Linked DNA regions of Homo sapiens: region 1 is linked to region 2. A link is an interaction called in ENCODE POLR2A ChIA-PET data of the cell type or tissue named here. Cell type or tissue: OCI-LY7. All regions are shown on one strand.

Region 1 (4,000 bases), 250 kb after region 2:
GAAGGGAAAAGTTGTTCTTCTGCATTTCACTAGGTTCAATTTACAACCTTGAGTTGAGCTGGCTCTGTACCCAGTCAACCCCTTTCATTGTCTCAGCCTGCACTGTCTGCTACTACTGGTTTATAAGCTCATTTGAAATCAGGGATGTACGCTGCTCATGTTTATACTCCCCTAGAACACTTTATATAGTGATTTATACCAAGAGGTACTTAATGCTAGTTTATAAAATAAAATTTTAAACATTGATGCGTTGTGTGAAGGCTTGAGAATTCAAGGAGGAATGCTGTCTTGAGCACACACTGTCTCTCACCTGCCCAGTACCACTGTGGTTCAGATCAAAACAAGAGCGAAGGGAGAAGCTTCAGGGCAGAGAAAAGCAATGGGGTACATCCCTCTTGAGAGTGTGAGCCTAGACTGAAATTCACGAAGGGGCTCAACGTCCAGGCTTCAAATCTTGGTTCTAACCATGTGCTAGTTGGGTGACCTTGAGCAAGTTGTCTGAACTCTCAGTTTCATCTTCTGAACAATGGATGAGATAATAGTATCTACCTCATACGATCATTCCAGTCTCGTGTGCCTCCCTGCTGTTACCTCTGCCTGGAATCATCTCCCAAGGTACCTGAATGATCAGCTGTCTCACTTCTTGGACTGCTATGCCAGTTTCACCTTTGCGGTGGAGTCCAGAGGGGCCGCATTGATATCCTAGCTTCTTTCTCTTCATTATATTTAAAACCACGCCACATATTCTATGTCTATTTGATTACTAATTGTCCCATCTCACCCCCAATAATGGAACCTGCCTTATAGAAGGCACTTTGTTTAGTTCACTTATGTGTCTTCTGTGCCTAGAATGGAGCCTGGCATGTGGAAAGTGCTTAATAAATATTCCTTGAGTGGATGAGCTGGAAGGTTAAATAGATTAATTTATGTGAAATGCCTTGATATAAATGTTCAATGCAAGTTAATCATTGTGTTAGTTATTATCACTCTTCAGCACATGTGGGAATCCCTTCTGTGTGCCCAGTACAGAGACCTAATGTGGTGCTTATCCTGGTGGTGGTGGTGGTGGTCTTACTTTAGGAAGGAATGCCTTGATCATCAGGTACATGCTGCGCACATTGAGATTCATCGAGAAGTCCCAGTCTTTCTCCTCACAATCCAGGACAGTTCCATGATGGACAAAACTAGAAGAGTGATTAAACAATGGAAGAATAACTGCCATTAAAATTTTTCTATTCCATCTGCTGATTATTTTTATTGTCACTTAGTGACTTAGACCACTGTCTCTTTCCCTTATCAAGACTTTAAACAATTCATAGTATCACTTAGTATATTATATTAGTAAGAATCCCAACAACTTAAGCTAGAAATGTCATCTGAAAACAAGATCCTTGTTTTCCAAACAAAAGTATGGTCACCGAACATAAGAAGCTTTATATTAATTGTGCTGGAAACATCAATGCCATTAAAAACAAACAACAAATAAAGGCGAACAGGGCTAGGCATGGTAGCACACACCTGCAGCCTCAGCTACTTTGAAGGCTGAGGCAAGAGGACCACTTGAGCCCAGGAGTTTTAGGATGCAGTGAGCTATGATCATTCCACTGCCCTCTAGCCTGGGGAACCAAGACAAACCCTGTTTCAGAAAAAAAAAAGAGAGAGAGAAAAAACATCTGCCCTATTTGCCTATGTGATTCCTATTTCAAGAGCAACAGTGCCCTCAGGTGGCACAGATTTAGAATTCTCAAGGGAAATCAAAATTGCAAGGAAAACAAGTGTCTGAACATCTCAGAGCAGCAAAGTGATACTGCTAGTGTTCTAACATACTGAGAGATGTTAGTTTGTTGTAAGAGAGACGTTAAGGCAGAACAAAACAAACCCGTAAAGTAGCTTTCACTATTTTTCAAGTTACGTTTTCTGAGGGAAGCTTCCAAAACACTGGAACCCTTACTGATTTGGTCCTCTGGACCCAAATTATGTAATTCATTATAAAATATTGTTGGCTGTGACTTCCATGTACCAAAGCTCTGCTATTTCAGTCAGAATGTCAGTTTCATGACAGCAGGAACCACATGATTATTTCTACATCCCCTACATGGCTGAAAATTTAATAGATGCTCAGAAACTAACTTTGCTAACTATTTGTTTCATGTTTCTGGGTGTATTCTTACATGAGGATGGAAGACTATTTATAAAATAGATGATCAGAAATTATTGCTTTAATTTAACTTCCATACATTGTAACACATAATACAGCTTTGTATCAGTACCATCTGTCTTGAGTAGACCTCATTTGCCCCAGATCATGTCAAACTCTAAGGCTGTCTTACCTGCTGAATTTTATGTGTAATGAAAATGCTGTGTAAAATCTAGCCATATTTCCCAAGGAATATGTCATGGTTCACAATGAATGATTTTGCCACATTATGAAAATTCTTTGAATGAAAGTCATAGAAAACTTTCTGTAAGGAAAGTGAAACTAAAAAGTTATGAATTACCCAGCAACATTAAAGAGAACATCAAGTCTCTCAACTTCATTGGCAAACTGATCAATTTGTTTCTTCTTTGTGACATCAAGGACACGAGTTTGAATACCTGAAAAATAAAACAAGAGGCACTATTCCTAAAAATGTTTAGCCTTGAAGGTTTAGCTGTTTTGAAGTGTGAAGTGTGAAGATTGCAACATCTATCCAGCTAGGCTTCATAGATTGCTGACCTTCTTACTAGGGTCTTAAGAATCTTCAGAGTCTCATTAGTAAACTTAAAGTCCATCTTGACTCCTCCAATAACCCATCCGTCCCTCTTCCTTCCTCTCTGTCCATTTTCCAAGTTGAATAATAAGGGTCCTTTCTGAGCAATGGCTTTATAGTAAAGAATGACTGGTGTACATTAGATGTTTCTCAGTAAGCCAGCAGTAATAACTGAAAATGGGCTCATTTGAAGTTCTTACAAACTTCAAACATTAATTTTCTCCTCTTTGCAGCTTTTCTCTTAATTTTCTCTTCTTTGAGGTATAATTGAGAAATAAAAATTGCATATATTCAAGATGTCCTTCCCCTATCCTTCCCCTGCCAGAGACTGGGTTGCTGGTACCTATACAGTAATCAGAATTTTGTCTGAGTGAGGGGTGGAGAAGAGCAAGTGTTCTGGAATAAGAGACTGTTTCTATTTGTGAGCTTCCCCTTTATGTCATTTCCATTATTTATTAGAAATGACTCTGTTAGTCAAGGGTATCCAGTCAAATACATGTATTTCTGGACTAAACTGCAAGGAGAAGAAATGAGAGGGTCAGAAGAAGGGATGACACCCTTGAAGGCTAGACATGAGAGATCTGGCATGGCGGGCACCTGAGAGATACACACTGCACTAGTTGCTGAGAAACTCCAAACAGTGTCTAACAAAAGCAGCAGTCATCATTATAAATATATACACATATTATTTATAATGTGCATAATATATATTATAACATATAGTAATATAATTTATAATATATACAATGTATTAATATGTATACATATAATATATAATAATATATGAATAATACATATAATATATAGTAATATAATTTATAATATATACAATGTATTAATATGTATATGTATAATATATAATAATATATGTATAATACATATAATATATAATTATCTATAATGTGTATTATATTTTATAATTTATAATATATTATAAATAATATGTATATGGTTTATTTTGGGGGAATATAGAAATAAAAGATTCATAAAGAAAGGGAAGACTTGAAATTTTGTTTCAGAAACATTTCCTTATCTTTGTGCTTCCCCAGTGCAGCAGCTTTACTTTGACTTGTTTGAATTATAATTCAACATATTCCAATTCAATTAACTAATTCAAGGAACTAATTGCTGTTTGATTATGTAACCTGTTCTATTTTGCTGTAAGGGTTACCTTTCATATAGGTTCTCTGTTCTGATTTCTTTGGGTAAACTGCAATTAAAATCCTTTGGTGTTGGAGTTTGGTTCAGTG
Region 2 (4,000 bases):
AAAATTGTAGGAATTTTGCAGGCTGATTGTTAAACACAGCCATTATTAAAAATTATAGAAACTGACAATTATATTAAAATCTGTTAAATAAAGCTCAATAATAAATACTCAAAACTCACTTCCTAGTTATTTTACTATAGACATACCTAATTTTATTGAACTTCATGGATATGGTATATTTTACAAGTTGTAAGTTTGTGGCAGCCCATATTGTGCAAGTTTGTGGTGCCATTTTTCCAACAGCATGTGCCTACTTTGTTAGTATGTTTTAGCAATAAAGTATTTTTTAATTAAAGTATGTACACAGGCCAGGTGCAATGGCTCATGCCTGTAATCCCAGCATTTTGGGAGGCTGAGGTGGGAGGATCGCTTGGGCCCAGGAGTTTGAGACAAGCTTAGGCAACACAGTGATCCTGTCTCTACAAAAAATTTTTCGGCTGGGCGCAGTGGCTCACGCCTGTAATCCCAGCACTTTGGGAGGCCAAGGCGGGCGGATCACGAGGTCAGGAGATCGAGACCATCCTGGCTAACATGGTGAAAACCCATCTCTACTAAAAATACAAAAAAATTAGCCAGGCGTGGTGGCAGGCACCTGTAGTCCCAGCTACTCGGGAGAGGCTGAGGCAGAAGAATGGTGTGAACCCGGGAGGCGGAGCTTGCAGTGAGCCGAGATTGCGCCACTGCACTCAAGCCTGGGTGGCAGAGTGAGACTCTGTCTCAAAAAATATATACATATTTTTCTAAAATTTTCTAAAATAGCTGTAGTCTCAGCTATTTGGGAGGCTGAGGTGGGAGGATTGCTGAAACCTGGGAGGTTGAGGCTGCTGTGAGCCATGGTCTTGCTGCTGCACTCCTACCTGGTGACAGAGCAAGACTCTGTCTCAAAAAAAACTGTGTACACTTGTTTTAGACATAATGCTATTGCACATTTAAATAGTGTAAACATAACTTTCATATGCACTAGGAAATGGAAAAATTCACGCGAACTAAACCCACAGTATCTCTGAGGTATGCTATACCTTTTACTGTGTTCCGTGTTTTTGTGGTTATGTCTATTGTATCTGCATGGTGGAAGTATTACAGTTTGATAGTGTGCACCTCTTCCCAGCTCTGTGTTCAGTGATGTTCTTTGGAACATGACACAGTACCACATAGGAGTACTTTCCCCAGGGAAATTTGAAAACACCACAGATCAGATCTCTGCCTGCTGCTCCCTACTTCAGGCTAGTTGTTAAACTTTACCAGCACACTTGTGATGACATGACCCTTCAAGTTGACTGACTTCTGTCAGTAATGAATAATCGAGGCATCAGTTAGATGGAGAGTTTACCTTTGTGAAACACTTAACTCTCAAAAAGAAATATTTTTGTTACAGAATAAAGCTTGTAACACCTAGTTTTCTTGGTGTTCAATGTTTTCCTTACTTCCAAATTCTCTAAGGTAGAGAAAGGTAAAGTCTGACTACTGGATAAGGGGGGATACTAATACAGTAGTTCTGTGGTCTCAAGTAAAAGCGTAAAATATTACATTTGAAGTAGAACTAGAAAGGATGCTAAACAAAACTGTGCTGGGCAAAAAAAAAAAAAAAAAAAAAAAAGAGGAAAAGGAAAGGCAAATAGCTCTATCTAACCAAAATTCTATTCATGTGAGGGAGCAAAAGATGATACAAGAGGAGAGTTTCTTCTGACCCCCAAATCAGCTTTTTAATGGATGAAGCTCTTTTTGTCCAGAGTTACTGAAGCTTCTGGATGTTGTTAGGAATTTAAGTTCCCAGACAGATTCAGTAAAATACTATAGCAGTCCAGAGAAAACCAAATAAACTTGCAGGGAGAGGGAGGGAAGGGAAATTCTAAGTATAAAAGATAAATCTACAGCTAAGGTTGAATGGCTGTTACAATTAAATTTTTTTAAAACTAGGAGAAACTGACTAAGGATTTCAAATGGAATAGAAACTGTCTTACACTTTAGGGTCTAAATGAAAGGCATATACATTTAAAATGTAAAAGAAAGAAATATATCATATGACTTTCTTCTTCTTTCTTACTTTTTTGAGACAGGGTCTCACTCTGTCACCTAGGCTGGAATGCAATGGCGCCATCATGGCTCACTACAGCCTCAACCTCACAGGCTCAAGTGATCCTCCCACCTCAGCCACCACCACCAAAGAGCTAGGACTACAGCCGCTTGCCGCCACACCCAGCTAATTTTTTTTATCTTTTGTAGAAACAGGGTTTCACCATATTGCCCAGGCTTGTCTTGAACTCCTGGGATCAAGCAACCTGCCCGCCTCGGCTTCCCAAAGTGCCATGATTACAGTGTGAGCTACTGCACCCGGCCTCATATGATTTTGAATAAGGCATTTGCTTTATGCTTTACAAGGTACTAGTAGTAAAAACTGTTTAGAGTGATGTACATAAAGAACAGTTCAGACACAAATGTAAGACCTGAAGCTATAAAACTACTAGAAGAAAACAGGTAAACCACTTCAGGACATTGGGTCTAGGCAAAGATTTTATGGCTAAGACCTCAAAAGCACAAACAGCAAAGACAAAAATAGCCAAATTGGACTATATTAAACTAAAAAGCTCAGCAAAGGAAACAGCAGAGTGAAGAGATAACCTGTTGTATGGAAGAAAATATTTACAAACTATTAATCCAACAAGGGACTAATGTTGAGAGTATACAAGGAACTTAAAAGTAAAACAAAAATAACCCCATTAAAAGTGGTCAAGCGATGTGAATAGACATTTCTCAGAAGAAGACACAAATGCCCAATAAGTATATGAAAAATGTGTAATATCACTAATCATCAGAAAGATGCAAATGAAAACCACAGTAAGGTATCACCTATGACAGAGTGGTTATTACGAAAATAACAGATGCTGGTAAGGATGCAGAAGAAATTCTTTTATACTGTCAGTGGGATTGTAAATTAATACAGCCTCTATGGAAACACAGTATTTCTCAAAAAACTAAAAGAACTGCCATATGATCTGTCAATCCCACTAATGGGTATTTATTCAAAGGAAAAGAAATCAGTTCAATGCAGCACTATTCACAGTGGCAAAGAACAGAATCAACTTACGTGTCCGTCAACAGATGAATGGATAAAGAAAATGTGTTACCTATGCACAATGAATACTATTGGCCACAAAAAAGAATGAAATCATTTCCTCTGCAGAAACATGGAAGGTACTGGAGATTATTGTGTTAAGTGAAATAAGCCAGGCACAGAATGACAAATATCACATGTTCTCTCATTCATGTGGAAGCTAAACATGTTGATCTCATGGAGGCAGAGAGTAGAATGATGGTTACCAGAAGCTGGGAAAGGTGTCTGGGTGGGAGGGGGGATGAAGAGACGTTGGTGAATGGGTACAAACATACAGTGAGATATGGAACAAAGGAATGTTTAATAGCAGAGTAGGGTAACTATAGCTAGTAACAGTGAATGCTTTTTGTATTTTAAAGTAGCTAGGAGAGAAGACTTGAAATGTTCCCAGCACTTAGAAATGAGAAATATTCGAGGTGATGGATACCCCAGTCAAGGTAACAAAATAGCCCATATACCTCATAAATATGTAAACTATTATATATCGATTTTTTTAAAAGTATAGCAGTTTGTTACAAAAATTAGCTGGGCACGGTGGCAGGCGCCTGTAGTCCCAGCTACTCAGGAGGCTGAGGCAGGAGAATCGCTTGAACCCAGGAGGCAGAGGTTGCTGCAGTGAGCTGAGATCATGCCACTGCACTCCAGTCTGGGTGACAGAACAAGACTCTTTTAAAAAAAAAAAAAAGTATAGCAATTTGGTATTAAACTGGAAGGACCAAAGGACCTAACAAATAATCTTTAAACCAGTCAATGCCCTATGTAACTTGTTTACCAATAAATTGGACAGAACAGATGGAACTTTAGTGGATACAGGTGGTTTATTTTTAAATGAGGAGGGAATACAAATTCCCCAGGAGATAACCTCTTTCTCTAAGAACATAAAGTTTT

Evidence for each region. Peaks named below come from ENCODE experiments on the same cell type or tissue, not always from the same donor. Only the 100,000 strongest peaks of a DNase experiment are listed, where the experiment ranks them.
Region 1: POLR2A ChIA-PET joins it to region 2 with 7 read pairs; 9 of 35 experiments call an interaction of 5 or more read pairs at or near these places.

What each region holds. Positions count from the first base shown.
Region 1 is chr4:103,090,102-103,094,101 of GRCh38, forward strand. BDH2 (3-hydroxybutyrate dehydrogenase 2) reads right to left here. Exons shown (of 10, transcript NM_020139.4): 4 at 2,499-2,595; 5 at 1,076-1,184. Among named protein-coding and RNA genes, the nearest start is that of BDH2, 7.7 kb to the right of the region's middle. In OCI-LY7, CTCF peaks have their summits at 1,721 (motif pointing left) and 1,930; a DNase peak (open chromatin) is centred at 1,710; H3K4me3 peaks cover 680 bases; H3K27ac peaks cover 544 bases.
Region 2 is chr4:102,837,235-102,841,234 of GRCh38, forward strand. The region is part of intron 1 of UBE2D3-AS1 (UBE2D3 antisense RNA 1); the gene reads left to right. It also overlaps a transcript of UBE2D3 not described here. Among named protein-coding and RNA genes, the nearest start is that of UBE2D3-AS1, 11 kb to the left of the region's middle. In OCI-LY7, no CTCF peak of the experiment used is centred here; no DNase peak of the experiment used is centred here.